3 separate regions of the Mus musculus genome follow, and all the other regions are linked to region 1. Evidence: chromatin loops called from intact Hi-C (ENCODE). Cell type or tissue: left cerebral cortex. All regions are shown on one strand. Each heading gives the region's core, and the rest is flanking DNA. Links, peaks and the distances in the headings are about the cores only. Region 1 overlaps Slc25a13 (solute carrier family 25 (mitochondrial carrier, adenine nucleotide translocator), member 13). Region 2 overlaps Slc25a13 (solute carrier family 25 (mitochondrial carrier, adenine nucleotide translocator), member 13). Region 3 overlaps Slc25a13 (solute carrier family 25 (mitochondrial carrier, adenine nucleotide translocator), member 13).

What was found. Hi-C counts contacts between places; a loop is a spot of excess contacts. Peaks named below come from ENCODE experiments on the same cell type or tissue, not always from the same donor. Only the 100,000 strongest peaks of a DNase experiment are listed, where the experiment ranks them.
Region 2: it touches region 1 in a loop (2.2-fold over the local background); 2 of 42 quality-filtered maps call a loop at or near these places.
Region 3: a loop joins it to region 1, with 2.4 times the contacts of the local background. A loop is called at or near these places in 2 of 42 quality-filtered maps.

The regions. Positions count from the first base shown.
Region 1 is chr6:6,188,719-6,198,976 of GRCm38, reverse strand. It overlaps Slc25a13 (solute carrier family 25 (mitochondrial carrier, adenine nucleotide translocator), member 13), which reads left to right. Exons shown (of 18, transcript NM_001177572.1): 2 at 7,660-7,713. Among named protein-coding and RNA genes, the nearest start is that of Slc25a13, 23 kb to the left of the region's middle. In left cerebral cortex, for the core only: no CTCF peak of the experiment used is centred there; DNase peaks (open chromatin) are centred at 2,299, 3,954, 4,861 and 6,854; H3K27ac peaks cover 510 bases.
Region 2 is chr6:6,082,724-6,092,981 of GRCm38, reverse strand. The region is part of intron 13 of Slc25a13 (solute carrier family 25 (mitochondrial carrier, adenine nucleotide translocator), member 13); the gene reads left to right. Among named protein-coding and RNA genes, the nearest start is that of 1700019G24Rik, 110 kb to the right of the region's middle. In left cerebral cortex, for the core only: no CTCF peak of the experiment used is centred there; a DNase peak (open chromatin) is centred at 4,651.
Region 3 is chr6:6,106,810-6,117,067 of GRCm38, reverse strand. Slc25a13 (solute carrier family 25 (mitochondrial carrier, adenine nucleotide translocator), member 13) reads left to right here. Exons shown (of 18, transcript NM_001177572.1): 7 at 1,960-2,098; 8 at 2,750-2,843; 9 at 3,046-3,130; 10 at 7,047-7,131; 11 at 7,729-7,887. Among named protein-coding and RNA genes, the nearest start is that of Slc25a13, 110 kb to the left of the region's middle. In left cerebral cortex, for the core only: no CTCF peak of the experiment used is centred there; a DNase peak (open chromatin) is centred at 4,098.

The sequences.
Region 1 (10,258 bases), core at 1,392-9,391:
CTTTTCTTCATTCATTCCTTCATTCCTTTCTTCCTTCCCCACTCGATCCCTCCCACCTTCTTTGTCTCCATCTCTCTGTCTCTGTCTTTTGTGACAGGGTCTCATGTAGTCCAGATTAGCCTTGAACTCACACTGTAGCTGAAGGATCCTATCTTCTCAGTTCTAGGGCTATAGGTGTGAGCTACTATGCTTGGTCTATGCAGTGCTGGGAACAGAAAGCCCAACCTTTTGTGCCTGATAGCAACATAGTGTATCAATGGAGCTATGCTTTCAGTCCTCCAAAAGCATTGTATGCAAACCATTTTTCTTCTTATCATGTTATCTTTTGTCACCTAGTATTCTGGACCCCCTCAGCTTTCATTTGTATTTGGGAGCAGAAGTGTCCTGTAGTCTCATTATCAGCCTATTTGTTTGATTTGGGGATAGTCAACTTTTGGGGCCAGCCAGCGGTTCATATGTCCAGGTTCGAGCCTGCAAGGCATCTTGGAACTGAAAGAAAAGAGGGAGCCTAGGCGGGTTGAGAAATAATGGAACCAAGACATGCTAGTCTGCTCAAGGTTCAAATGTTTAATGGCGGACACGCTTTTTAAAAGAGGGGGGAAAGTCCATTGCCGCCAATTCATCCTTGGAGCCCAGAACCAGCTGCAGGTGATGATGTGCAGGATAGGGTGTAGTCTCTGGAATAGCTCTGGGCCCTCTCAGCAGGTAGCAGTATCTTGAAGTGGAACAGTGACAGTGGCTCAACAATAGAGTGATCTAGGGAGGAAGGCTCCACCCTAGATAATCATCTTAGTGGCAGCAAGGTCAAGGTCTGGATCAGCCTGCTTCAGGTTTATGGGAGTCAACATCAACATTAACAGTTGAAGGTTTGAGGATGTTTCTCCTTCATTCTAATTGCCTGTCAGGTACCAATAGGAAAGCTAGAAGGTAGGTTTTCTTATCATTTTGTAAGTGCAGATTTAAGACTCCGAAATGATAACTGATATGATCAAGATCACTAGGTGTGGCCGGGTCCCTGGATTTTCTTGTAAACTTCGTCCATGGACCCCAGGCAGTGGCAGCGGCTCCTGGTGTTTCTATAAGGCAAGAGCACATAGATAGAAAAGTGTGTATTTTAGAAAAGATTCTTAGTGTCTCTTGTCAGTTTTTTTTTTTCTCTCCTGGGAACATTTACTGGCATGCTAGCTTCAGGGTAACGACAATAACAGAGCTGCAAGCTGTGTTTGAAGCCTTTTTGGCATAACAGAACCCAGAACATAAGACACCATCGATTGCTTAACTGTTACAATCTGCTTCTTAATGCCAGATTTTTAATCGTGATGGTTTTAGGGTTGTTTAATGGGCGTCTGTGGCAGAGCAGAGTCATAAGTTACTGAGTTGTTCTAATAAGCGTCTCTAGCCAGCATGCCTGAAGTGTCCTGCTCCGGCCCTGGATGCTTTAGAAGTGAGTCCTTGAGTGATAGGGACATTGAAGGTTGATTGCCCAGAAGTGTGTGGTTGGAAGAATGCTTATCAGGGCATTTTGTCTGTGTACTGATTTATATTTTAGTAACTCCCTGTATAATTACAGCTCCTCACTAAGAGAACCTAAGGAAACTTAACATAAGGCGTGAGTGACTGATTTGGGGACCTCAGTAAAAAATGGATTTTGTCATTTGATGAGATGCCTCTTTCTCTCTCTCTCTTCCCTCAAGGCAATGGTAACTGTGGTTTCAGGGATTCCAAACTTTCTTTTGCAATAACTGATTGTATCAGTCCAGGTTGACTTGCAGAAAACTGAGTCCTCACTAGCTGGTTTCAGCAGAGGGAGATTTATTGAAGGCTATTAAATGGGTTATAGAATTTGTTGGGTGGGTAAAGAAACAGACTTGAGGTTGAGCCCTTAGGAATGACTCCAGAGCCTCACAGCAGACCAGACCACCAAGGGAGCAGTGGCCTCCTATGCAGCCAGGATGTCTGCTGCCAAGTGAAGGGGGTTTTGGAGGTTATGCTATGAACGATGTGGGAGGTCAGGACAGTGTCACAGGAGAAAATGGGACACTTTCAGCAAAGGTGTCTGCTCGCAGAAGCAGCAGGGGTATGGTCCACAGCCTCCAAATCTTTTCTTTGTAAATGTGAACACATTTCTCCTGACTGATAGTTCCTGGGCCATATAGCTGCAAAGGATTCTGAGAAGTGGAATTTTAACTATGTGCTCTGCCATACAGCAAGATGGAGAGAGAATGTGGGCTGCAGCTGCTGAGTTGCTAAGCAATACCCACGGGCAGTTTTGCTTCAGGATTTAGGTCCTCTTACACTTGGTTCCTCAGGGAAAAGGGCTGTGTGTCACCCGTTCTCCTGGCTCCTTTATTCTTACCACCGTATGCTGACTTTCACACATACACATGGTGGCCTGCTTTTGATGAGTCACCTTTCCTGGTTTTTATATCAAAGATACACAGTCATTATATCAGGAAATTTTTGGGTAAGCAATCCCACCAGTGTTGTGAGCTCAGGGCTCACTCAGAATGCGGAAGTGAGTTAGAGAAGGGGGCCTGTGATGATGGTGATGCTGCAGCTGGCTTTCAGCGAGGGGCTCTGCCCAACGACCCATTGCAACCTTTTAAAGATATGCTGTATTTGTCATTTTATAGCTTTATGTTATACTTGTTACTTTTCTTATCACTATCATAAATTATGCAGTTAAAGCAGCTAAAGGGAGGGAGCACTTTCTGTCTCATGAAGATGAAAAATTTGGTTTTGTTTAAATTGATTGTAGCAGATAATAGCTCAATACACACACACACACACACACACAAGCACACAGAAGCACACACAGACACACCCTCAAAATCAGCATCCTAAGCCCACAAGGGAGGGAGCACTTGTGTTATTTCATGTTAAAAGGAATAGACTCCATGGTGGGAAAGCTGTGGCAGCAGGAGGGACTCTTGGCTGTGGAGGTAGAAGCTTGCCCTTGTCAAAAAACGAACCCTAGACAGGAGGCAGGGCCAGGCTATAACCTTCAGAGTCTTCCCTATGAGTGACCACTTCCTCCAACTAGACCTCTGCCCCCAAACAGCACCACCTCTACCCGGGCTCAAGTCTTCAAACACATGAGCCTACCAGAGGTATTTTGTATTCAAACTATAATGTATCCACTACAGAGATTCAGAACTCAGGTCTGAGGTAGCTCTTTTTGGTTTTGAGTGCTCCCTTCATTTTTTTCACAGATATTTTTATTACATGTATGTTTGTGCATCTGCATGTGGGGATATACATGTGAACGCACGTGCCCAGCTCACCTCAGTATTTTGAGAGCATGGACCTGAAGAGAGCCACCAGTGTAGACCTCACATCTTACTCATCAAGACTCTCTCTCTCTCTCTCTCTCTCTCTCTCTCTCAAAGATTAATTATTTTATGTAGATGAGTACACTGTAGCTGTCTTCAGACACACCAGAGGAGGACATCGGATTCCATTACAGATGGCTGTGAGCCACCATGTGGTTGCTGAGAATCAAACTCAGGACTTCTGGAAGAGCAGTCAGTGCTCTTAGCTGCTGAGCCATCTCTCCAGCCCCATCACCTAGACGCTTTAATTGTCAGTTGAGGAGTCCCTTAAGCTCTTTGTAGGGACTGGCATGGTCTGTGGAAGCCCCCAGGGAGATCCAGCTGGGTCTCACATTTTCAGAGCTTCCAGAGAGGAGTGACCCAATTTTATTTCTCCCGCCGCCTTTCCCTCCTAAGACAAGGTCTCCTCCGTCTCAAGATGGTCCCAAACACACTGGCTAAATGCCAAGAAGGCTCTGGAACTCCTGATCTTCCCGACTCTAGGTTCTAGGATCTTCCCTAGGGCTGGGATTTCCGTCCCCAGCTACGTTGGATTTCTTATTTGTCCCTACTGCCATCTGTCACACCTACCAACTATTTTGAGTGCACAAATGTGTGCTGCTGCAATTTGTGAAAGTAATGAGCCTGGTACTGTGGCTTAATTCCAGGGTAAGCAAGCTGACTGAAAAAAAAATTACTCGCATGCGTAGGAATCTTTCCCCTGCAGTTGGCAACTCTAACTCGTGTTAGAGTGAATTTATTTGTTCTAAAAGACACCTTTCTGGTTCTTCCTGTTATATTTTTATTCCCTTTATGAAAAAAGCCAGTTACTAAAGTTGGGTTATTATCTTACTGGTTTTTAGCTTCTTAACCTAGTTTGTGTATATTTCTCAGATGGCTGTTGATGACCGCCTCATATGGCTATAACTGGCATTTATCTTGTTAAAGTAAAATCCATATTTCATGATTCTCTAATTTTACCATTTAGTATCATGGACTTTAGGAATATACCTGAAATTTCCATTCTAAGTTAAATCAAATTAGATGTTCCCCAGTGTGTGGCGGTAACAGACATGCAGCCCCTTGCTTCATCTCCTCGTTAGTTTGGAATCAACTGCAACGTGTTACCTGACTGAGTACAAAACTCTCTATTGTGTTGACTTAAATACCAAGTGATATTTCATTAGTCACTTGCAAAGAATCTCTTCCTTCGTAGATTTGGAAATCAATTACTTCATTTATTGAAGCCATAGTGCATCTTTTGTTTTAAAGCTAGACTGTATTATACTCTGGTTTCTAAGTACAGATGATGAAGAATAAGAAAATAAGTAATTATTAAATGACCAGCACATGTACATATTTACATGTTATTATCTAAGATGCACACACCCATGTGTGTATGTACATCTGGAAACTACCTAAGGTTTGATGGAGCTCCTGTACCCAAGAATAAGCTCGGTCTAATAACGCCAGGCTCCTCGGCTGTAAAGCGCAAGCACTGAACAGCTGCTCTGTGTTGGCTTACAAAGCACAGCTCCGTTTCTTTGGCTCGCTTTCCTCAGCACGCATCTTCTTTCGTGTTGCTCTTGCCACCAGCTAGACTCTTATCTCAGTGCACCTTCAGGACATCGCAGCTCTCTCTCCAACTTTCTGCAGTCGTCACTGTGATTGTCCTTCCACTGCTGAGGACAACACGGGGCTGAGAATGGAAGCCAAAATGGAAATTCCGAATAGCTACCTATCATTTCCCGAGTAGGCAGTAGATAGATGGAGGACAGATGTTAGGAAGTTCTAGGAAGCCATCTTCTGGCTCCATCGTTCTCTGTGCCTAAGATGGGATATAGTATCAGTGGCTCTCAGTCTTAGGCAAATCCCCATGTGATTACTATCCCCTTACTCCTCCTGAAGCTTTGGGGCTGTTTGCAAGAGTAGTGTTATACGGGCTAGGAGAGCTAGGGGTGGACCGGTGTGTTAGGATGGCCTTGAGGCGTTGGGAGGGGCTTTGGTGAGTGTCTTTAAGAGCCTCAACTTCCCTTCCTCTCTCCTAGTTCTCCCTTCTGTTCAAGGACAGTCTTGATATTAAAACCCTCTTCCTTTTTACTGGTTGGGTGATTTGAGAATGGATCTTACTAGTAACCTGGCCTAGTCTCAAACTCTGGGTCTTTCTGCCTCAGTTTCTGCAGTTCTGGGATTTCAGGTACATACCATCTTGCTAGTCAAATTTCATATAGAGTGTTGATTTTCACTCTTGTGCCGTATATTTTCTGTAAGCCTGTAATGTGGGGGGAATGGGAGATTTGAGACGGAGAAAACTCAAATGCCAGGGGGAATCTAGCTTTTCTTCTGACTTAGGGAATGGAGGTACATGACTGGTTTTGAGCCTTGATTTTCCCTTCTGTAAAATGGGGAAAATAGTATGTGTTCTGACTTTCAGACTTGCTGTGAGGACCTGGCCATGTTTTGTAAACTGTGGGGTCCATTCTTGGTGGCATAAATTTGAAGCATTGCCCCCACCCCCCACCCCCAGATGGCCTTTTCCCTTTGTGCTCTTCCGTGCCTAGACCCTGTGAGGGAAGAGTTTGCTTTTTCTCTCAAAGATGTCCAGCTCTGACTAGGAGCATTGAATGACTTGTGTGCTTGGGGAGCAGGAGAAGGTGATGTGGTGGAAACTTGGGCCAAGGAGGGACATCCTAAATAGCCGTGTCTGGTATTGTTCATACAAATTGTGTAGCATACTGAACTAAGCAGGTGTGCGAATATGTATTCACACAGAGCAAGCATAGCTCATTCTGTAAAAAATCTCTTTACCTTTCAAAGAAAAAAACCCTAGGAACTTAAGGCTAACATATGTGTAGCCCCTCTTCCTATGCCTAGTAAATGGCCTGTCAAAGGGTGTAGGATTTTTACTAAGGTGGAAGAAAGGCCTCCGCTCTGCCAGTGGAGACAGAGGCACTTTGGTGATGCCGTTTTTAGGAATGTTCATTTTAGCTTCCTCTTTCCACCAACAGGGCCTGCTCTTCTAAAACCTGGAGGTCTATAGTGTCATTAATCATGGCTGTGTTGGCTAGTGCTCAGGAGTATCGTTAATCATGACTGGGCTGGTTAGCGGTCTTAGTTTCCCTTCGTTATTGAACAGCAGAGAACATCAGCCAATTCTGGGTTTAAGGCACTGATAGTGTCAGATAGTCAGCGGAAGTGGAAAGAGCCTATCAGATAGTCAGCGGAAGTGGAAAGAGTCTATCAGAGGTAGCAAACCAAGGTGACCAATCAGCAGCTTTCAGAGAGACTACCACCCGTTCCAGCGACTGGTTAATAAATATATTCCTGATAGTGGTGGGCTAACAAGCTCTGGTAGGTTCATATTGAAGGACAGAAAAGCCATTGTCTAAAGATCTCAGAAGAGCCTTTGCAAGCACACCGAAGGGATTTACAACAATTTGCATAAATCTCCTGGTGGATAGAGACATGATTCCAGTGTTGGGGTGGTTCCAGGACCCCCGCCTTGCTTGTATCATGGGGTGACACTGGGCTTGCTGAGAACTTCGTCTTCTGACCACTTTTGCCAGCAGGACTGGGTGATGGCCAGTGAATAAGCCCACTGTTTGCTTCTGCATAAGGGTTCTTTTGTGTTGGCCTGGGGCAGTCGTGTTCAAGTTTGTCTTGCTTTTCCCCCCAGTGATGTTTTTGGACTTTGTGGCCTGGAGAATTAAGCACAACACCTATTCTGAGCTAATCTGTCAAGTTTTCCTGGTGGAAGGTAACCACGGTCCCTTGAGTTTCTAGAATGTGAAGAATAATAGTCACACCTTTGGAGACTTATGATTTATTAAGGCTGGGGAGAGGTGGAGGAGTTCCTTGGCGTGACTGGGTCGCTGGGTGTACGTGCTGCTCATGGTGGAGCTGTGGGAAGCAGTTCTCCCTGGGCCCTTAATATGATTTACTAGTTCACTGACTTTTAAGAAATGTGCTCCTATGCAGGACTGGCAAACAGGTTATACTTAATATTTAGTATTCCCAGGAGAAGGTATGAGTTACTCTTGGGTGTGGTTTAAAAGCCAGGTGTTCACTAATCTGTTTCAACTTTCCCCCTGCCTTTCATACATCGAATACTAGATATTAAAGCGTTTCTGGTTTCTCACACAGAATGTTATCATTTTAGAAGCCACACGGAGTCTACCTTAGAATCAGGGGATGGGTTTACATACTGGAACAGTTTGGTACTTTAAGTTAAAAAAAAAAAAAAAAGAAAGAAATGTACTAATTTCTAACCCAAAGTTTATTTTCCCTCCTGCTAGCTTGATTTCTCCACTTTGTTCTAATAATATAAACATTTTCTGTGTATTTATAGGTGGCTTTAACCAAGAGAGCCGATCCAGCTGAGCTTAAAGCAATATTTTTGAAGGTCAGTATAAAGGAATCTATTTGTTTCTTGTTTGGTTTGTGTTCTATAACTTTAGAAGATTATTTCAAACAGCTCTTTATTTCATTGTTGAAAAATTTAAAAACATACCCTAAAGTATCTTAATGTAGGAGTCATGAAAGGTATCCTTTATTCTTTTGGTTTTAAAAAATATATGGGGACCATGTATGTGATTTCTGGTGATGGGGATATGGCTTCTATTTGAATTTCTTTCACGTCATGCAGTTCAACTGAAAAGGACTTGGAGGACTGAAGGGTGACTCGTTACCCCTTGAGGACTGGCCTCTGAAGGTCCGGAGTGGTAGCTTTTCTCCTACGAAGTTTCAGGATTTGTACCAGCATCCTGGTAAATTCTCTATTGTGCCAGAAAGGACTGTCCTCCCTTTTAAGCTAGAAGAAGCCCATTGTTTTTTTTTTAGCCATTATCCCCATCGTTGGGTATCGCTGGATGCTCACAGACACGTGCGATTCTCCAGGTACTCTAAGAACTTAGTGCTTTGATTTCTTGTACATTCCCAACTCTGTGATTCTGGACAGGGAACACTTAGTGCAACAAAAAAAACAAAAGTCTTCCTCCGGTCTCCAACCATTTTTTGGGGGGGGGTGGCTCAATATAGTAAAAAAAAGAAAAGGCCTGTTTTTAAAAGACAATAGAAACAAACTATGTGGGCATTCTCTATACATTGAAAAGACTGTTCGTGCAAATCAAGTGAACCGGGTGTGTAGAGATAACAAGGGGAAGTTTAGTGGTCTGTGTTAGAATGGTTGGGATGTTAGTACTTGGTTTGCAGCATGCCTGGCTAAGACATTGGAGTTCTCTTTGAAGGCTGTACTAAGAGAAAGTGCTCGCCAGTAAGTTCCAGAACGCTCAGTTCTATATGATAGAGACTCCATCTCAAAAGACAAGATGGAAGTGCCGTCTTTTGGAGGGGTACACTGGAGCATTTATAGATGACAGTATGGTAGTAGAATTTACCTTAAAATCTGATTTGGGGGAGGAGGAGATAGGTAGTATTATGAAAAATATTTAAAGTTAGGAAATGCAATATTAGCCTTATTACACTTTTATTTGTCTACTTAGTGCGTTTGAATATTTTCCTAATGAAAAGTTAGGAGAAATTCTAGAGATTCAGTACATTGGCCGGTGTGCACTGCCCAGCACCTGGCCTGCTTCAGGTTGACTCAGTAATGTGCCTGTGCTTGTATTTAAATGATGCAAATATTGGGAAGACAGACTGAAGAGCTGGCTTAGTCTTTAGGAGGGTTAGGTGTGCTCACAGCTTTTTCAGAGGACCCGGGTTCGGTTCCCACCTGGTTTATCAGGCAGCACAACACTGCCTGTAACTCTCTGAAGTTCTCTGGCCATTGAGGGCGTGTGCTGCACATAAACTCATGTAGGCACAGAGACGTGCACATAATAAATAAAACAAGAACAAAAGCAGGAAAGACAAAGATCCCAAGAGGTAATATAGGAGGAAGTTTTCGGAGGAGGAAAGAGGGTTCAATTTTTAAGGATGCCTGGACTTTACATATACACAGACACATATACACAGACACATAGACACACAGACACACTTTTCCAAATTCCTTTTAGCTAAGAAGGGCCAAAACAGAATACTGTAAGGTAGAAACGGGTCCCCAATGATTGAAATCAAGGAAATGGATGCTCTTCATGTCTTCCTTAAGTTACTGTTTTAGGGCTGGAGAGATGGCTCCATTTGGCACAAGGAAGCACAGAGAGAGAGAAGGAATTTGGTGTGGGTCTCTGCACAGCCGCTTGGGCTGTTTCTGTGTGGGTGACCTCAAAGTCCGGCTCAGAATCTTTGGCACTAAATAGGGGACTACGTGACTTTTGAGAGAGGTTTGTTTTTTGTTTTTTGGTTTTTTTTAATGGCTTAGAGTCTGAGGTGATGCGGGGGAGGAGGTGGGTATGTGAAGGAAACTGAATCAGCAGTTTGTAGACAGGATCTGGATCTGCATCTGGCACAGGGTCTGCTGACCTCACCAGGCCTGAAGAGTGTGGGACCAACCTAAATCTACTCCGCCTCAGCGTGCGGAGGCTCTCTTGTTTACTGTCTAGCATAGATGATGGTTGTGGCTAAGGGATGAAAGGAGACTGAGACGCAGAGGGGGCCTGCTAAGTAGGCACAAACAGTCACCAGTCTGCAAACCTGTCTCCTCTGTTGTTTCCTGTTCGTTAATGTAACTTGATTTTTCTCTCTCATAAAAACTCCATGTGAAATAGGCCAGCCAGCTCTCTGAAGAATGAGGCAGAAGGAAGGATTCATCTGCAGCCCGGGAGGGATACAAAGGAGCCTTTGGTACTAGGTGTCTGGGTCATGGGGGAGGTGGTTGCCCTGGAGGTCAGAGAGCCATGAAGCTGAGCAGATGGGGAGAGAGTCACCTAGAGACTGAAGAGGGCACCCTTCTGGATTCTTAACTGCATGCTTTTGAGAAGGAGACTCAGTCTCACCCTGCTCACCTGACTCTGAGGTTCTCTTAGATGTTGGGCATCTAGTAACGATGC
Region 2 (10,258 bases), core at 1,018-9,017, 110 kb after region 1:
GTGTGTGTGTGTGTTGTGTGTGTGTGTCTGTCTGTCTGTCTGTCTGTCTGTGAGAGTGTATGTGTCTATGTGTGTATGTTATAACAGTATCTCTCCTATCCTTTTTTGAGGTCTCTCCCTTTCAGAGCTGGTGTATATCACAGAATAAAGTCCTGAGTTCTATGGGCTGGTCTGTGTGATTAGGAACACAAAGGGTTCTGTGACCTCGTGTCACATGAGCAGTTTCTTGCTTTAGCTCAGCCAAGCATCACTGGGCGTTGACTTTTAAGTCCCTTGGAGCTCAGTGTGCTGCGTGCGTTATTGCTGAGTGTTAGCACACATGGCTGACTTTTCCCTCACGTCAACCAAAGCTGTCCATTCCTTTGAACAAAGCCGTCTCTGGTTTACAATGGTTTTGCCAACGGGGAAAATACGCAAAGATCGTTGGCTTGTAACCTACCGCTCCATAGTGCTTGGCTGATCTCATTTATTTACTCATTTTAGAAGAATGAACTGGTTGGCCATTTGGAGGGAGACGGTCATCAGCATTTCAATAAAACGTATCCTATTCCTTGTTATTTTCATAAAATAGCATTTTGTAAAGCTGGTTCACATGAAAGGGCAAAGGTGAAACTTTTCTTTAGTTAAAAATAAATTTTAAATGTCTTACTGAGATTAGTTCTAGTATAGAATCCTGCCTAAATTTTTGACTTTAGTTTTCTAAGCATTTTTTAAAAAATAGATCAACAGTGAATGGTAGTGATATTTTCACCATAATCTGTAACTCAACTAGATGCTAAGAGTGGAGTTTATAAACTCTTACATCAGAAAGAAATCTTTGTGGTGGTGTTCTGATTTTTAAATTAGACTCACTGATGCAAGAATTCTGAGAGAAACTTGGGCCCCCTGGTTCCCCTTGAACAACATATATACACATTCTCTTTCCAGCCTTTCCCTTGTTGGTCACCACTCCTTCTGTAAAACAGTGTGTGCGGCTGATAACCTGCAAGGGATATAGTATTGGTAAACTTGGTAGAGGAAAAGGCATGTGACCACAGCCCTGCCAGCAACTCCAAAAATTCACCTGCCAGCTCTGGGTATACCGTGAGCCTTCTTCCTGTAGCTCTACCAAAATAAAGAAGTCTCTTCTATGCATCCAGATGAATAAAGGATTAAAGTCTAGGTGAGGCGTGTGAGCAGCCTGAGATCTTCTGCTCCTTTGATCTTATTAAATACCAGGTAAGGAAAGCCAAATGCGGTCCTAGGATTGTTTTTAAGAAAGTATCTCACATGAAAATCTAATACTCGCCAGAAAAACTGTATCAACACCTTTGATTTTACAGACTCATTCTTAGTTTAAAATATATATGGCTATCTATCTATCTATCTCTATACCTATATCTATCTATCTATATCTATCTATCTATATATTTCTATGTCAGTAGAAAATAAATTCTGTCATAGTTTTTGTAAAGGCAGTGGTTGCACTTGCGGTATTATAGTCTGGGTATTTCCCTGTTGTGGTGCACTCACGTGCATGCATACGTACGTGAGTGCATGCGATGGCTTGAGTTTGTCATCATTCATGGGAAAAGTCATTGATAAGATGACAACACTTGTTCTGAAAATGACAGGTAAAGATAGCACTGCCAGGGCTATTGAGGTGGCTCAGTGGCTAAAATACTGGTCACGCCAGTGTGAGGACCAGAGCTGTCATCTGAGACATCCATGTAAAAGCCAACTGGGAGCAGTGGATTTCCTGTGATCTCAGCTTATTGGAAACAGAGCCAGGAATTCTCCAAAGCCAGCCGCCAGCCAGACCAGCTGAAACTAGCCAAAGACTCAGCCTTGGTAAGAAAGGGACAACAAGACTAAGGAAGGCACTGGACTTCTATGTCAGGCCTCCACATTGCATGTGCACTTAACTCTTGTAACTGCACACAGATGTGCCTGTGTGTGCATCTGCAGACGACAGGAGAGCATGATTGGAAAGGTAGGAGCTGTAATCTAGTTACTCTCTCTGGCAAAGGTCAGGCCCATGCTATTCCTGCTTGTATTTCTACTTTCTTTTTCTTCTGTGGTTCTAGGGAAGGATAAGCCGAGGGCCTTGCGTCTTGGTGTGCAAGCCCTGAACTGTATCTCACAACCTCGTTTTTTTCCCCCGTAACTTTAATTTACAAACAAGTTCTCATTAAGTTCCCGAGACAGACCTTGAACTCAGGCTGTAGTCTAGGCAGATCTTGAACTTGTCTCCCTCCTCCTTTGGCCTACTGAGTACCTTGGATTATAGCCCTGTGCAATTGGACCCAGCTTCTGTATTCTCACTGTGATGGTAATTCTCATATGTTTGTGATTTTTGAATCTGCTTGTGTAGATGTGTATTAGTTGTTTTTGCTGCTCTTTCTTTGACATAGGGTCTGGCTGTGTAACCCAAACTGGACTGGCAACTCAAGGTCTCCTTGCTTCAGTCCTTGAGTTCTGAGATTACATATGTATATCACCATGCTGGGCATATACTTATTTTTACGCGTGCATGTGTGTGTGTGTGTGTGTGTGTGTGTGTGTGTGTGTGTGTGTGTGTGTGTCTGTGTGTCTGTGTGTGTCTGTGTATGTGTGTATGTGTGTGCACATTCATGTGAAGGTCACAGCAACTGGCTCTCGCTCTTTCCACCACATGTCTTCCAGTCATCAAACTTTGGCTGTCAAGCTTGGCAGCTAGTTAGTGCCTTAACCCCTTAACCCTTTCAGGGATATCCTAGAAACCGTTTACATTTGTTGTTGTTATTTTATTTGTTTTTATTTTATCTGCATGTATGTCTGTGGAACAGCTGTGTTCCTGGTGCCTGAGGCACCTAACAGAAAGTGTCCAATCCCCTGGGAATAGGAAACCACCAGGTGGGGATCAAACCTGCATCCTTGGTAAAAGTAGCTGGTGTTTTTAACAGCTGAGCTGGCTCCCTGGGCTCCAGAACCCCGGGTGCTATCTTTAAGGCACACCTGTGTCACTCATCATTTTTACATCACATTTAGTTGATATTCATGTTTATTTTGAAAAAACAGGTGGGAAACACAAAGATATGAACCTATGTATGAGTCTCTTTTATGGTAAAATGGCAAACTCAGAAGTGCCACGGGAGGTCCTTCTGTAGCTGTCTCGTGGCCTTCTCTCCCTCCTTCCCTGAGGCTATCATTATCTTGAGTTAGGTAACTCTTCGCTGTAAGGCTTCTTCTATCTATTCTATGCTACATCCGAGTGTATCCCTGAGAAATGTAAACGTTTGCTTTTGAATGCTGTGCTCAGGACTAGTGCTCCAGGAGCACCCCATGCTGTCCATCAGGGCCTTTCCATCAGGGCCTTGCTTGTCAGCAAAGAGCAGAAAATGGGATCATTACCTCCCCATGTTTGTATTTACAGACTTGTTACATTGAGGTTCCTATAGTTAGGACAGTGTGTTGTGGCTAATTAACCAACAGAAGGTTTCTAACCAAGACTGCAGTATTTCCTTCAGAGTCTTATAATGTTAACTTACATCCAATGCTGGGTAAACTCAAAATGTCAATGCTTCCTGCCACAGGTGTCCTCTCCTTTTGCCTTACTGTAGGTGCTTCCTCTCTTCCTGTTCCTTTTTCGTTCTCTCCTTCTCTCCCACCATCGCTCTTGTCATTTTCAAGAGATCTTTCTATTTGATGTTTGTATTTCTCATAACTTCTCTGTATTTTGTGTGTCTCTCCTCTTGCCACATAATAGACAAGCCTTCTACTCATTAACATATTCCAATGATCTCAGATAATACATGACAACTTGCCATCAGGTGCTTATTAAATATTTGATAAAGGAAACAGTTTTTAAGTCAAAACTGCTCTTCAAAGTGATTTTCATTGCCAGACCAGACGATATAGGCCTGTAATTGTAGCTTCTTGCTTGAGGAAGGAGAATTAGTTGCTGGGCTAAGACTTACCTGGCCTACAGAGTGAGTTCAAGACCAGGATGAATAACTTGGTGAGACTCTGTCTCAAAATTAAAAAGTAAAAAGAACATTGGGAAATAGCCCCCGTGGTAGTGCACTCACCTGCCACACTCAGGACCTAGGTTCAGTTCTCAGTACGAGAACTGAAAGTGATCTTGTTAAATATGAAAAACTCCAGTGACGTTTTGGTGGCATGAGTGTCTTCTCATTGCTCTTGGCCGTGTGCCTTCCTGTCCACCATTGTTCTCCATTGTCCCTACAACATGCTCCCCACGTTCTCCAGGTCAAGATGAGCAGCAAGCACATGGTTGGACCGTCCTTTTACACACTGAAAGTGTTATTTTCAAAACTTTGCAGAACTCATTTTTAAGAATTATCATAAATAATAAAAAGAATCAGAAAGCCCTCCTTGTCTCATGAACTCCTGGTATATGTGACATATACCAGATTTTATGGCAGTAAATGTTTCCCGTCAGCCTTTTGGATAGGACTAAATGTAATCATGCTCTGTTCCCTTGGGAGATAGGGAAGTGTACTGGGGTCTGACTGCAGCAGCTCCTGAGGCCCTATGCCACCTTGAGAGCTCTTGACATTCCGAATCCTTTCTGCCATACTGACGATGGGAGGTTTTGTCACAGTGGCAACATCCCACACAGATGGTTTATTGTTGGCTCACTGTCCCACACTCTCATGGGCATCAGTCCAGCATCACTTGGCTCCCATTTTAGACCTGTGACAAAACAGAGACTTGGCAGCAAAGCTTGTTCAAAGGATGTTGGTTACTGCCTGGTAGGCAGGAAGCAAAATGTTGGAGACAGATAATACTTTCAAAACGCAGAGCCACGGTAACTCCCAACCAGCTCAACCTGTTGATCTCAACTGCCTCCCAGTACCACTACCACACTAAGAATCTATCATTGAATTTATTACGCTATGGACACTTCCCAGAAGCCTTGGAAACATAAGTTTTCTAGGAATCTTTCTTATTTAAACCATAATATTGGGTATCAGAACCAGCTTCTCACATGTACTAGCTAAGTGCTCCACCACGAAGCTGCACCCTGAACCCTGATCTTTTCAATATAGTTCTTATTCCATCTTAACCTACACTGCATGTCAGTTCTGGTTCTAGGCTTGATTTGATTATCTACTGAAAACTTCCTGGCTTCACCCAGTGACGTTTTACCAGCATTTCTCTAGGTTCTCTGTGTTGACTGGGCTCAACTGGGTGGCTCTCAGTCAGGACCTCCGTGTTGTTAGCAAAGGGTTACTGAGGATGCATTTTCTAACACCTAGCCTCAAGTGGATGGTAAGATGGTGGGCTTTCATGGCTGGCACCAGTTTTCTCTGTCAGCTGCTAATAACTGGGGCTATCGTCCAGAGAACACCTACTGTTTGCTTCTCTGTGTAACTTGGACTTTACAAACCTTGGTAGCTTGATTCTGCAATGGAGCCTTGCTTCAGGATCTTCGACAGAAGCTGTAAAACTTCTGTTGGACTATTCTTCCACTGTGTTCTTTGCATCGGATAAGTTTGGGAGGCTAGCCCAGGTTCGGAGAAAGAATCTCTCTTCAATACAGCAGTGACCTGTAAGCCACTAACAGAGTTGAGAAGCAGTGTTCGGGAGCATCCTCACTGCCTTCTGTCTGAGAAGTCTTCCGAGCAGGTCCAGCGTCTTCTGTCTTCTGTTGATTCTCACGGTCACTTTCCTACTCCAGATTGCCACTGTTCACCGAGCAGCAGGAACTCACCTCAGCAGCAATAACCAATAAGGGCTTACCTTGAGGGGATAGTAAAATAGCATGCAAGGTTCTTGAAATTTGGCACTTCTGGAAACTCAATGCTGTCTTCATTTTCTCCACTAGACCGGTTGGTCCCTCTCACAGTGACTTTACATCTCTCCACACCTCTTAGCTGTCTGCTGTCAGTCTCCCCTCTCCGTGGTATTTATTGCCTTGAGAATTTGCTTCATGTTCTCCCTAGGCACCTGGCCCTTCCAGTTGACCTTTCAAGCTCTTCAGCCCCCGCGCCCCACCCCCAGACCTAGGTAATGACCTCATGTTGCTTAGCTATGCTCTCCTACTCAGTTATTCCTTGAGAGAAGAAATTAGTGGATAGATTTGATTATGGATACTTTTGAGTTGTGACTCTACCTAGATATTCCGAAAGACTTCATTTGCATCATCTAAGAACACCATCAAACCCTCCTGGAGTGTTTTGGTTTGAGTTCTGAATTCTGTAAGGAAGTAGGCCTGAGTGTTAGTGTAGGCGCTTGGGTCATGAAATATACCCAAAGCCAGATGCTTTATCATTGAACTTGAAATCTCTTGTAATTTCAAACCCAGCCATTTCAAATCAGGGAGAAATTTTTCTCAATAATGAATACGCAGGCTGTCAGTCAGAGCTGTCGAGAAGCTAGCCTGAAGTAGATTTAAGTTCTGTTTTTGTGATCTTTCTTTTCTCGAGGGTTCCTGTAGAGATGTGCCCTCATAGCAGTTTTATTTCACAAGTCTACACCTATCCTACTTCTAAGTATCAGATGACATTAGCTTAGTCATTAAGTGGAGTTTCTTTGATGTTGCTCTGATATAACAGGTCAGGTAACCAAGAAAATGCTATGTATATAATTTTATTATTTTTTGGTGCTTAGATCTTTATAATTTGATTAGAATTTAATGATTTTTTCTTTATTTTACATTTTTGTTGTTGTTATCATTTGAAACATTCCAGGGAAAAAATTTTGCATAGCCTGAAATCTGCATCAGTAACTACATATTTGGTTAAGAGGGGTTGGTAAAGAGAGTAGAAGTATTTATTCTGTGTGCCAGACTTTATTAGTTTACAGATAGGTGGCCCATGGGGAGTGTTAACTCCAGAAAGAGCAAGTGAAGGAGGTGTAGCCATGACCACATATCACCTTATCAAAAGGGGGTTCACAAAGAAATAGTCAACCAACCTTTGAAAAGTTCCTATTTATTTTATTTGACTTCATTTCTAAAAATGACATCAGAGCCCTAAGAACAGGATGAAGATAATGACTGGGGACACTTGGAATAGTTTGTTTATGATGACTCAGGTTTTAAGTCGAAAAGAGTCTTCCTGAATAGTTACTTGTACAAAACCACGGAAGAACCAGAAAAGAGAGGACTTAAAAAGGAGATGATGAACAGCCAAAAAAAAGGTGCTTACCATAGCAATATCCAAAGTTGGAGAAATTTTTCAAGGCTGAGGAGGGATCTCCGTTGACAGCCACCCGAGAAGGCTCCATGGGGATGGGGCTTAGGCCTTGATGTGGAACAGAGCTCCAGTACCTATGTGTCTCCACACGCCTTGCTGAGAGCTTTGTCTAGACGACTCTTATTTGAACTGAAGGCAAAACTGCGAACAATGCCTGATGATGCTGAGGACTTTGGATGCTCTCGGCTCGGTGGCCATCTCCTCCTCCAGTTCATACGCTGCAATTTAAGGCCCAATGTGACGGCATGAGAAGGAGGAAGTGCCAATCTGAGAAGGTCAAGAGCGCCCAGCTTCGTCCTTCCGTTGACATGTGAGGAGACAGTAGGAAGATGACATCTGTGAACTAGGAAGGTGCCCTGTGCAGCCCTGGCATCTGACCTCTCTTCGTGATGGAGCTTCTGGAACCCAGAGGAATAAATCACTTGGTGTCGTGTGCACACGACTAAGAAGTTGTTTCCTAGAATCCATAGACAGATCTGATCCAAACACAGTAATGTCTTCGTGTTTTCAGGCTGCAATGCCGAAATATGATGAAACATCTCTTAGTAGAGGGAAGTCCAGCTTTCAAGACACTCAGCCCACCAGATAACTTGTTGTTGGATTTTTCCCCCTTCTCTTCAGCAGTTAAAATATTTGATTCAGGACACCTGAAACATATGGCCATCTTCTGGGTTTCTAATAAATAGAGGAGGGGGTTTCTTTTTTTTTTTTTTTTTTCTTCTCTAAGATTTATTTATTTACTTTATGTGAGTGCACTGTTGCTCTCTTCAGACCCAGCAGAAGAGAGCACTGGATCCCAGAACAGATGGTTGTAAGCCACCATGTGGTTGCTGGGAATTGAACTCAGGTCCTCTGGAAGAGCACAGTACTCTTATCCCCTGAGCCATCTCTCCACCCCGAGGAGGGGTTTCTTATGATATGGGAATTTGAGGAATGATTGGGCCACAGTGATCCTAGTAGTTCAGACACCAATAACCTGCTAAGCATGAGCTGATTTTAGTGGTAGCAGTCACAGTAGACGGTGTAACAGGCAGACCCTGAATGTCAACATGTTTGACAGGTCTGTAACTTAATTGCTTTTTAATGTCAAATAGATTCCACTTTGATTTCTTGGCCAGGCTGCTAAGGGCCTATTAAAACCCCATGAAGCTGAAAATATAAAATTTGATGTTGATAAAATGTGTAAATGTAAGGACCCCTTTTCGCCTTTGCCATGTGGTTAAAAATGTTAAGACTAGAGCATTCCAGTTCAGCATCTCAGGAACAAATAAGTGGTAAGGATCTGCTCTTGCCTCTCTTCACGACCCCAGCTGAAGGAGGGAAGTCCTATATGGCGTTGTGTCTGAGGGTGTTCAGGTCCGTGGTTCCAGTGTTCACAAGCTCGGTTTGCCAGAGCAAAGTGCCAGAGGTCAGGTGGCATACACAACGGTTACGTATTCTCTCCACAGATCAGGACCCTGCGAGGCCAAGGCTGAGGTCTTTCCAGATGCATTTTCTCTAGAATGCCCAGAATCCTCTCTGTGTCCTCATGGGGGTCCTCTCAGTCAGTGTACTGTGTTTGTGTCTCAATGCCTTCTGAGGATACCAGTCATAGAGCAGGGCCAACCCTATATAGCCTTTTAGTATTTGAATTACCTCTTTAAAAAAAGACTTCCCTCGAAATGTAGTTTGACATATGTGGAGTTAGCAACTGAGTGTACAAATTTTGGATTTTATGATTCAGGACATAATAAGTGGGATTTTAGGCATGTGCAACACACATACATGTTGCTGAAGAGAGCTATTAATTGGCCTAGCACAAAATGGTCACCTTACTTAAAGCGTAGTGGGATTTGTGATTCTTGATTGAGCTTAATATTGTGTCCCAATGTCAAGAGGTAAGCGAAGGGGTTGGTTTTGTTTTGTTTTCCACCTAGAACTTCCTGATTGTGGGCGCGTGAGGAGACTTCTCATACGGGACCTGAGCCAGCATGGAGTGAATGGCATTGGATGAACTCTTGCAATTGGTCACATTTATCAGATTGCCTGGGAGGCTGCTGATGGTCTCTCTTGAATACCTGACTGTTTCTGAACAATATACATTCACTGAAGCCATCGACTGTTACTTGATGGCTGTTACTGTTTTCTATCTGTGATCTCTGTGAAGAGTAAAAACACTTGTCCTACCTTCGAATTATTTTGATGCTTCCATTGACATCAAGTCAGGATGAGTAAATGGAAAAATACATCGAGCCTAAGAATTCTTCAGAAGCCTGTTTTCTAACATCCTCACATCTCAAATGCTGTCACAACTGTATGTGTTCGTTCTATGTGACAAGTCAGTAGACATTTGCTAGGCTAGAGCTTATTTGTAGGAACAATTTTGTTGTACCTAAATAATCAAATAATGTATTTGGGTTTAGTGAAAAAAAGTTACCCAATAACTTTATATTAATCTATTTTTGACACGTGTAACACATATTTTAGAATGTCAGTGTGCAATTAGATATTCTTAGCACATGTCATTTGTGGAAAGCACTTTAAATCTAAGTATACTCAATTGAGCATAATTAAAATATCAAGATACATATTCTTCATATACATTTTGCCACTTAATTTTTTAAGTAGCTATAAGTATCTACCATGTGAATTCAAATTAAAGGAAGGTGATTAAATTATGGATATATTTAATGCCTTTAGTTTAAAACAGCAGAAATTCTGTTGTATTAAAATATAGTGCTGTGTTTCTGTGGACAGCAGACTGATGGCTTCAATTGTTTTCAAAGGAAGGCTATTCGTGTTCTTTCAAGATTGGTGACTAAAGGCTGCGTTTGTTTTTTTGTGTGTGTTTTGTTTTGTTTTTTTGTGGGTTGGTTTTGTTTGTTTGTTTGGTTTTTGGTTTTTGGGTTTTTTTTTTTTTACTTTCCTAGTTACTTATGACAGGAACCCCCAGGTCCAAGAATGAATGTTTGGGGATACTGTCTCATTTAGTAAGGACACTTTGCAGAAAAGCTTGTATTCAGACAAATGTAAAAAAATGGACTATAGAGGAGTAGGAAGAGGAGGAGCCCCTGACAATGTAAGATATTTAGATG
Region 3 (10,258 bases), core at 918-8,917, 81 kb after region 1:
TATTCTCCCTAATTTGTGCCAAGTTAACGGGAATAATAAAGAGCAGTCCTTGTTTAACACCCTAACGTGATCATGTATATTATCACCCTTGCAAACCAAAATATATCTTGGTTCATTTTAGTGGGTAGGTTCATTGATTGTCTGCATTGTGTGTTTCAGGGATGTGTTCAGTGGTTTCTTACTGTCCCTGGAGGCTTGTACCGGGGTCCTATCAAATGCTAAAGTCTGCAGGCCCTCAGATCATTTCTTCACAGTGACATCTCTTTGGATATAATGTGCATGAATTTTCTCTTACTTTAAATCATGGCTAGATTATTCGTAATATCTAGTGCAGTATTTTTAAGTCTTTGTTTTGCTGTGCTGGTCAGGGAATAATGCCAACAGAAGACATCTGTGCATATTCAGTGCAGATGTAATCCCCGCCCAAAATCTTTGCAAAATTCTGTTTGGTTCCATTTGCATAGGTAGAATTCATAAATACATGGGGTCCATCTGTTAGTAACTAATTACAAAGAAAGAGGAACAACAAAAATAATTTATGACTTCATCTTCATTTTGCCTTATTTTTTAAGATATGTCAACTTGCTGATTTTGTGTTTCTAATTTAAGGAAAAAGAAACACACAGGCAGGCACCTCTGCAGACATGCACACTTGGCTGTCTGGTTGGAGTCACAGATAGATCCGAAGGTCTAAAGCTTACATTTCTCATTGTCACTTGGTGTCTGTTGGGGTTGCAGTAGTACTTGTGATAGGCAGATCCCTGCCATTGTGTGTCATAGTTATCCCATCCCAAAGGATGTCCAGCTGATGTCCTTACTGCCTCTTGGAACTCAGAGGTGTCATGAAGCATGCTCGGTAGTGGTTCCAGGCTTTGGCCACGGACAATCTAGACCACCAGGGAAGATCATTACAGATGGAATCCAGGTTTCCTGTAGGTCTCGCTTCACTACCGATGGGCAGCTACATCTCAGTATCTAAATGTTAAAGCTTCTAGCTGATTCCTGCGCTTTGGGAGCCACATCTCTGGAAACTCTCCCTTTGCTGGACTGTGAGTGCGTTCACAGCCATCTGGGTTCCCCACAGTGCTGACCTTTCAAGTCTCTCCGTTTCCTGGTGCTCCATTTCCAATACATGGCCCTTCCCATTCTGGCTCCATGTCAATCCCCTCCACCCCCCGCACCGCCCCTCCCAGGTGACCTCTCATGTCAGCTCTTTTGAATGATTACTAAGGGAAGATTTATGTGGCTGTTTTAAAAAAGCGCTTTCCTAATAAAAATATTTTGCCTTGTTAGGGACGGATAGAATTAGAAATCCCAAACTGAAGTTCCATTCACAGAGAAGAAAGATGTTTAAAAATTCTGATTATTAGAACTTCGATCAGTTTCGACCCCCATAGGCACATGGCATCTTCAAATATTACCAGAGCACACGTGTTCTTTTAGCTAGTCCACCAATGTAAAGTCTCGGGACTTAAGTGATTATTTATTGCTGGTTTAAGTATTAAGACAACTTTTGATATTAAGGATGCGTTAGCTGCTTCTCAGAGTATGTCTGCACCAACATAATGCAGTTTTGCATGCATGAACAAGTGGGTGCTATCATTTCTATGTTTAAGGCCTTAAGATTTGCTCATTAGATGAAATAAACCAACTTATAAAACATTTCCAACTGAAATTTGAACTCTGTAAATGACTACTGGTCCTGTTATAATCCTACACATGTATTTATTTAGTTTTCCAGGGCTTGTATAAGTCCTGGTCATGATTATCTGCAGTCACTTTTAAAATTCACTTCTAGCTTTTTTTTTTTTTCTAAAGTGAAAGAAAAATATTGTGATTTTTTTTTGTATATTCATTCCCCTTTAGTTCCAAAACAGTGATTAATATATGTACTTTTGTAACCTCTTGCCCTTTCTATCTTTTTTTTTTTCATCTCTCTCTTGTTTTCAACTTGGCAAGGCTGCTGGAGGCACTAGGTCCCATCAAGTTAGCTTCTCCTATTTTAATGGATTTAATTCGCTCCTTAACAACATGGAACTCATTAGGAAGATCTACAGTACTCTGGCTGGCAACAGGAAAGACGTGGAGGTGACTAAGGGTGAGTGAGCATAACAAAATGTTTGTTTCAAGTGTCTTAGGGAGCAGGGGACAGGGAGTGAAGAAGGCAGTCTGGAGTTTATAGTAGAATTTGCTATCCCATTCATACTGGTAAAATTGGTGATGTGTGTCCTCCAGACCTTGATCAGACAAACTAAAGCAAACAAAGCAATGTACACTCAGTTTTTGAAAAACAGAAAACAGCCTTTGAATGAAGTGAAGATATAGGATTTGTTGAATCTTTTTGTTTTTTACAAGAACTTAAGCTAAACGGTCAGTGGACCTCAAAAACACATGTGGGTCCCACAAACCTGTATTGATGATAGCATAATATGATCCATGAACTTGAAGAAGAAATTATCAGCATTTCAATAGGATTCACAAAAAAAAAAAAAAAAACCTAGAAAAATAACTTGGGTATCTGAAATGTCAGTGTAGTTTGAATCCCGTCCGGTGTCATTTGTTAGAGCATTCACATGGCTTTACTCCCAGTGGTGGTTGGAATGGAGTTCTGCATCCTTTGAACAAGTGGGAGAAAGAGCTGGGATGACTTCATGATAACTGTGGTGATGTGCACTCCTCCAGCGCTTTGGCTGAACACCGAATTTAGCGTCGATCTTTCTGAATCTCTCTCTCTCTCTTTTCCATACAGAGGAGTTCGCTTTGGCAGCCCAGAAGTTTGGTCAGGTTACACCCATGGAAGTTGACATCTTGTTTCAGTTAGCAGATTTATATGAGCCGAGGGGGTAAGTTGCTTTTTTTTTTTTTAAAGTTAGTTTAATAAAATAAGGTTAGGAGCTAGGTGTAGGGAGATTTCAGCAAGAAAGACAGAAACCAAATAATGAAGGCCCACACTGAAATATGGGAAGTGATAAAAGGAAAGTTCTAGAATTCCATAATGTAAATTTAAGAAATCTGGGACTTCATCATTGTTTGCTTTCCGTGCAGGCGCATGACCTTAGCAGACATTGAGCGGATCGCCCCTCTAGAGGAAGGAATGTTACCCTTCAACTTGGCCGAGGCCCAGAGGCAGGTGAGTGGTGGGAGTGACTTCTCTCCTGGTGCTTTCCAGAGATACCCAGGCCGCTAGCACGTCCATTGGATTCCCAGCATTGGTTTCTGACTTAACTGTTTTTCCAATTCTGGTCCCCAAATTCAGGCATTTTGAGGAGGCTGAAAGGGGAGTTGTTGAGCAACCTTCTGGTGAACAGATACGAGCATGTGTTTCTTAGAAAGACGGGGCTGTGGCCCCAACAATGGAAATCCCAACACTCCAAAAACAAGTAGTTCTTTTCTTCCTCACATCTGGTACTGAGGGATATGGGCATGAAGCACTTGCTCTTGTGACTGTCCCCAGCAGCATCTGGCATTGCTAAATGAACGATAACGTTGCACCTCAGTGGGGTACTGTCAGAGCGTTGTCTAACAGCCATGCCTTCCGTTTTTTTTCTGAGTATCGAAATGAGATAATTTTGTTTAGTCTGGAGTCATAGTTCAGAGGCTTTTAGACCTATTTTCTCTGTGAAAGGATTCATAAGCTATGTGGAAACAATGTTAGGAATGCTAGGTTTTATTTTATGGTTAACAGAAGCCCATGTCTCAAAGTTGTGGGAGTCAGAAACTTAAGACACAGGACCTCCTTGCTCTGTAGCTGGGCCTGAGAGAGCATGCCTTCATTGCATGGGCTATGCCTGCATGGTGCTTGTAAAATAAATCCATGAACAGACAGAATGTCTTTTTTTTTTTTTTCTTTTTTCTTTTTTAAGAAAAGGACTTCCTTTAAGGCAAAGCCATCTTCGAATCTTGTGAGACTTAACTGTTTTTGGCTTGGAGCTCTGGGTCTGAACAGCGACGCCAGTTTGACCACAATGGGTTGACGCTGGCTGCATTTTTAGGACTGTCAGGCCTGGAGCCAGGACCCCCACACACACCACCACCACCACTTTAGCTCCTTCCCACCCAAGGGCAGCAGCGAGTTGTGTGCGGCATGGAAATGGAAGGAGTGGGTGTGTGCTCGGTAAATCCTAACTAGGCACCTCTGGGAAACCAGCTGGCTGTGGTTAAAAGAGGAAGCCATTCCCCCTGGTGCAGGAGAACGAACTGTGTAATCCTGGGCAGAGGAGGAAGCAGCCTTGCTCTCTCCTCCCTTTGATTTCAGACACTGTGTCTGAGGTAATTATCTCTTCGTCTGCATGCCACCAGCTATTGTAGAAATTTGGGGATTAAGGAAAGTAGAGGGACTGTTTCAGATCTCCCCTGCTCTCCCCACTGGCAGCAGCACCTCTTCATTTCCCTGTGTGCCCTCTGCAGCTTTGAGGGGGCTTATAATGGGTGCTTGCTGGTACTGGCCTCGAAAGGGTTGGAGGAATTTGAAGAGATTTACAGTAGGAAGTGATTGGCCGGTGTTCAGAGGTTTAGAGCAATTTATGGCAAACCTACCTGAAATCTAGGGTGATTTTTTTTTTTAATACATGACCCCCACTGCACCTGGAAGATCAAGCAAGTCAGGTGCTCTACGCATGAGCATTTTGCATATCCTAGCACCCTACAGCCTGTGGGGAGCCATGCAGATGGACGCTTTTACCCTTCGTGTCATTTTAAGAACATATTTGTCCTTTCCAGGAAGAATTAGCAATAATGGCAGGTTCCTTCCTTTAACATCTTCAAAATACTCTCATTCATTATTTTGAGGCCAGAGCATCTTTAGTATGGCATGTTCTCATGCATGTAAATAAAATAGTGTGCTTTCTTTGAATGCATCTGTCACCATGAAGGTAGACTACAGGGGTGGAATTGGAGACAACGCATGGAATTTGTGGAAGAAATGTTTTCCCTTCTTAGACATGCATATTTCTCTGTAAAGCTGTTTTCAGTTAAATGACTGAAGATTTCAAATGATCTCATTGTATTGGAATTGTGTTGCCCTGACAGCAGTTAAAATTCAGTGGGTTGGTAGCTGAGGTTGGTGATTGTTTTCATTGTTCACTGATGTTAATTATCGAGCCTTCTGAAAACAAGTTTTATTAAATGCATTTATTCATTCAACAGGTGTTATTAGGTGCTGACTGAATGTCACTCTCACTCGACAACTCTGTGTGACAAAGTTAATATTTTATTTACACAGACAGGGTAGTACAATATTTAAAAGTAGTTTGGCCTCAGTAATACTAGTGATAACAGGTCAGAAAAGCAACAACAAACTATCTGGTTGCCTTGAAATATGAATTTTAGGAAGATGGCCAAAAAAAAAAAAAAAGGAAAATTCTATCAACTATAATTCATCTATTCAGTATGACCATCATAAACATTTTGAGTGTCACTGGGTGATAGAGATGCCAAAATATCATACTAGTTTCATATGTGTATATATACATATCTACATATACACATACATATATATATATATGTATGTATATATAGTACATATATATGTATATATACATATATATCCACAAACAATTTTAACACCATCAACAAAAGCCTTCATATTCTACTCTCTTAATTTTTTTTTAATACCATGAAGGGCTCAACTGTAAAGAAAACACTTGTTGCTCTTATAGAGAACTTGGGTTTAGTTCCCAGCACCCACTTGGTGGCTCACAACCATCTTTAACTCCTGCTTTGGAGATACTGCACCCTCATGGGCACTGGATACACATGTGGTATATATATATATATACAACAGGCAAAGCACTCACACACGTAAAGAAAATGCCATGAAATATTTCAAACACTTAATAAATACAAAAGGAATATAACAAACACCTACCCACCTGTCATGCGCCTTTAGCTCGTTTTCTTTCCTTTTTAAAATGTATTGCCTTCTTTGTATGTCCATGGGTGTAACACACGCATGCCTGTAAGCATCAGATCCCAAAGACTGGAGTTACACAAGGTTGTGAGCAGCCATGTGTGTGGGTGCCAGGAATTGAACCTGGATTCCCAGGAAGAGCAGCCTGTTCTCTTAAGTACTGAACCATCTTTCCCACTCCTCACATTTTCTTTATAAAAGAAGAGCAGGGTGGGGGTGGGGTGGGGGATGAGGGACTTTCGGGATAGCATTTGAAATGTAAATGAAGAAAATATCTTAAAAAAAAAATTTAAGAAAAAAAAGGAAGAGTTTTGTGAACGTTTTTCTTTACCAACATCTGATCTTTAAGGATACCATTTTAAATGATGTACTTTCGTTTTTAAGAGTGATGGTATTCTATTATTTAATTTTGAGTCTGTAGTTCTGGTTTGCTTGGCTTTGCTATGTAAATCAAGCTGGCCCAGATCGCAGAGATCTGACTGCCTCCTAAGCACTGGGAGTGAAGATGTGCCTCTGTGCTCACCACTACAGTATTTTAATCCTCTCTCATTGGTCATTTAGTGTAGCTCCAGAAGTTTTGCACTGAGTGCTGCTTTTGAAAGAGCCGACTCCTTTTTTCCCTGTGCTTCACTGTCATTCTCCAGTAACTTTAAGTAAGAATCGCAGCATCAGAGTTTAAATTCAACTTAAGTGTATGTCATTATAGTTTCAAAAGCTCATATTTGCTTTAACAGTGAGTTTGAGAACAACATTTTAATAATTCTTACTAATCCAAGTATTACCACTTAAAACAAAGACAAAAATTCAAATTAAAAAGCCAGTTTGATGAATCAAGAATGATGTCTCCTTGATAAGTTTTTACACTGACATTTTTATGATCGTTCTGAGAATTGAACACTTGAAAATTGGTTATAATGTTATTTTTCACGTGGTGATTATATGTCTCAGTATGATTTCAGCCATGCTTAGCAGCAAACACTTTTATTAATAAGGAATTGATGGACTTGCACCGAGTTCTCCTTTTTGTATTTGCTTTATATGAGACTGAGAGTCCAGCGAGTGATATTTTAAGTGACCGTATGCATTTCTGTTCTTTTCTCGGCTTGCTTGCTTCCTGCTTATGGCACGCGTGAAGCAGAAGGCCTCGGGTGATGCTGCTCGGCCCTTTCTTCTGCAGCTCGCAGAGTCAGCCTACAGGTTTGGACTGGGTTCTATTGCTGGAGGTCAGTCATGGCTAAGTGTCACTGTCACTGTTCCTTCGGTCTTCTCTCTCATTCTCCACCTTCTGCTGACCGTGGTTGTTCCCCAAGTCAGTTATCAACCTGCCTGTATCTGTTAGGTGTGGACGAGAGCCAAGGGGGCTTTTCCTAAACGTGGGCATGCTCGGCATCTTACAAGAGATCATTTTTGCTCCCTTCTGTGAGGTTAGCCATTCTTGATATGCTATTAATTTAAACTCTAGTGATATCCTCTTGTCAGAGGACATTAGAATAAAAATTAAAAGTCTGCAAAGGTAGTTTGGTAGATCTATGCATAAAAAAATACTTCTGCCGGGCGTGGTGGCACACACCCTTAATCCCAGCACTCGGGAGGCAGAGGCAGAGGCAGGCGGATTTCTTAGTTCAAGGCCAGCCTGGTCTACAGAGTGAGTTCCAGGACAGCCAGGGCTATACAGAGAAACCCTGTCTCGAAAAACAAACAAACAAAAAACAAAACAAAAACCCTTCTGTTTTCAGTCTTTTCTTTGATTTTTATCCACCTATTTCTTTCACTCAAATTACCTTACTTCTGGCTGAGCTACTGGTATCCCTTCATTTCAGCTGTCGGAGCCACTGCCGTGTATCCTATCGATCTTGTAAAGACTCGAATGCAGAACCAGAGATCAACCGGCTCTTTTGTGGGCGAGCTCATGTATAAAAACAGCTTTGACTGCTTTAAGAAGGTGCTCCGCTACGAAGGCTTCTTTGGACTGTACCGAGGTTAGTGTGGCACCGAGCGGGGCAGTGCGACGTTCGTGCAGATGGAGTGGGAGCCAAGGGTTTGCTTTCCCATCTCAGAGCCTGAAATGAATTAGAGAGCCTGTGTTCAAATGGAAATCCAGCGGATTCTCAATTATTCATGCTAATGGGTGTAGGCTGTAGGCATCTAGGGCATGGCTAATCAAAACAGCCCATAGTCTGAAAGCCATTTATATTGCTCCGTTGTGTTTGATTTCTTAAAATAATAAATTATTTTTATACACTTTTTTTAGTGAGTTTTTGAAAGGCTCCTTGTTTGTGTTGTTAAAGTATTCCACTCCCCATCTACCAGGGAGAGGTACCCTAGGAACAAGACACAGCTTGCTTCAGAGTTTTGAGTCTCCTGGAATGTCCTGTGATCTCCAATCCCGTAGTGTCACTTTCCATGATGCAGTTATTCATGGTCAGCCATGTTCTAAAAATACAGACTAGAAAATTCCAGAAAGGAGCAACTCACGAATTGTGAGTAGTGTACTAGCCTGTGAACTTGCTCATGGTTCTGCTACAAAATACAGCCATTGTTTTGCCTAAGTCTCTTCAGGTCGGTGGCATTGCATCTCCCAGCCACTCCCCTCTTTCCCTCCCATCACCAAGGCATTGTGTCCGCTTGCATTATCTATTATACGAAGAGTGAGGAAATACACTACCCTACTTTGAGAGAGGCCATGCTCATATGCCTTTAATTACTGTACATAGTTATGGTTGTTTTGTTAGTGTTATTGTTGTTTACCTCTTGCTGTGTCATATTTGGAAATTCCATTTTGCCCTGAGTATATACATATAGGGAAGAATGGAACAGCCAACGTTAGGACTGTCAAAGGTCAAGCACCCACTGAGGGTCTTGGAATGAGCCTAGCAGGATGGTGCTAAGACCACTGCATCAGGAAAATCCTGTCAGGCAGGTAACCCAGTGTTTACTGGAGCCTTGCTTGCACCTCATCCTGAATTAGTTGCCTCCTCCGTTCCTGTGAAAGGGTTGGACTCACACATTACAATAGCCACGATGGTCTCTCTGTCCACCTGCTTCTTTGACATGGAAGGTTCATTAAACAGTGTTAACAGGAGCAAGGAATGCCTGTGCCATTGAGCCAACAATCCCACAGACCTTCTATTCTGTTGTCTTCGCCTGAGGAAACATATGCTTACTCCCGACTTCCTGTCTATGCTTGCTTTTTGCAAAGAACAGATTCGTATGTTTTCATAAACTAAAATGTGGAGTTGCTAGGAGCTTCCTGTCGGTCCACTACTGTTTGTCCAGCTACAATTCTTCCCTCCTTTCGTAGTGCTTAGTCTTGGAAAAGAAAATAGTGCTTTGTGCTCCACTGAGGTACAATGAAAGTGACAGCCATGAGAGACCTCTAGACCTCTTCTGCCATCTGCTGACTATAGTCTCCAAAGTGAGCTGAGTTAATGAACAGAAACTGGGAGGCTTAATTCACCTTAGAATCTGGGAGGCTTCCAACTGCAGAGAGGCTCCATTCCACAGGTGCTATTGTGTAGGTAGATAACCCTCATCAAAGGCCTTTTGATCTTTTCTCTCCCTTCTTCCCCTTGCCCCCTGCCTCCTATTACAGTTTTGAAAGTCTTTGACCCCGGGTGATTAATGATGACCCCTGTAGGGTCACCACCTTCCATTTGAAATGCCTTTCCTCTTTGGTTGACAACAACCTTTCAAATAAAATGGCTTCTATGTAGTACAAGGTTAATGTCACAAAGCGTCTTTACAGTAGCTCAGGCAAAAATGACCAGATTACCGACTTCTATGTTTTTGTTTGTTTGTTTTTCTTTTAAGCTTTGAAGCTCTAGTGTGCGTAGATGTCCGAATCTTGGTGTTGCTCCGTGCACCACTTTTGTGGGCTTTCATGGTATTGAAATTAATGGCAAGGATGTCTTACAAGGTTTGAGACCCACCTAGCAGTGTTCAGTTTGCCTGTGTTGATTTGCTTTTAAAGTTTCTGTCCTTTCTCTCTTCAGTGACTACACCTGGCAGGTTCTGATTCCTGGTTATATCTAGGTCTTTCTGTGTGACCTCACCTTTTGACCCCGTGGACAGAGGAGCTCCTGGGGTCCTCGTGTTGAATGACTGACTGGGCTGTAAAGAGCAGTTCATTCCCCTTCAGGATGGAGCTGGGGATGGGTAGAGAAGAGACATGCTCCTTTTCACTTCCAGACCACAGACTGAGCAGGTGTAGAGAAAGAGCTCATTTCAGGTACCAAGAGATAGCTCTCACCTGTTTCCAGCTTCATAAATAGCCATTTATCCAACCTGCTTCGGCTGTGAGAACCCTCAGGGCAGGGGTTGAAGCTGTCTGTCGTGGGGATAAATAGAATG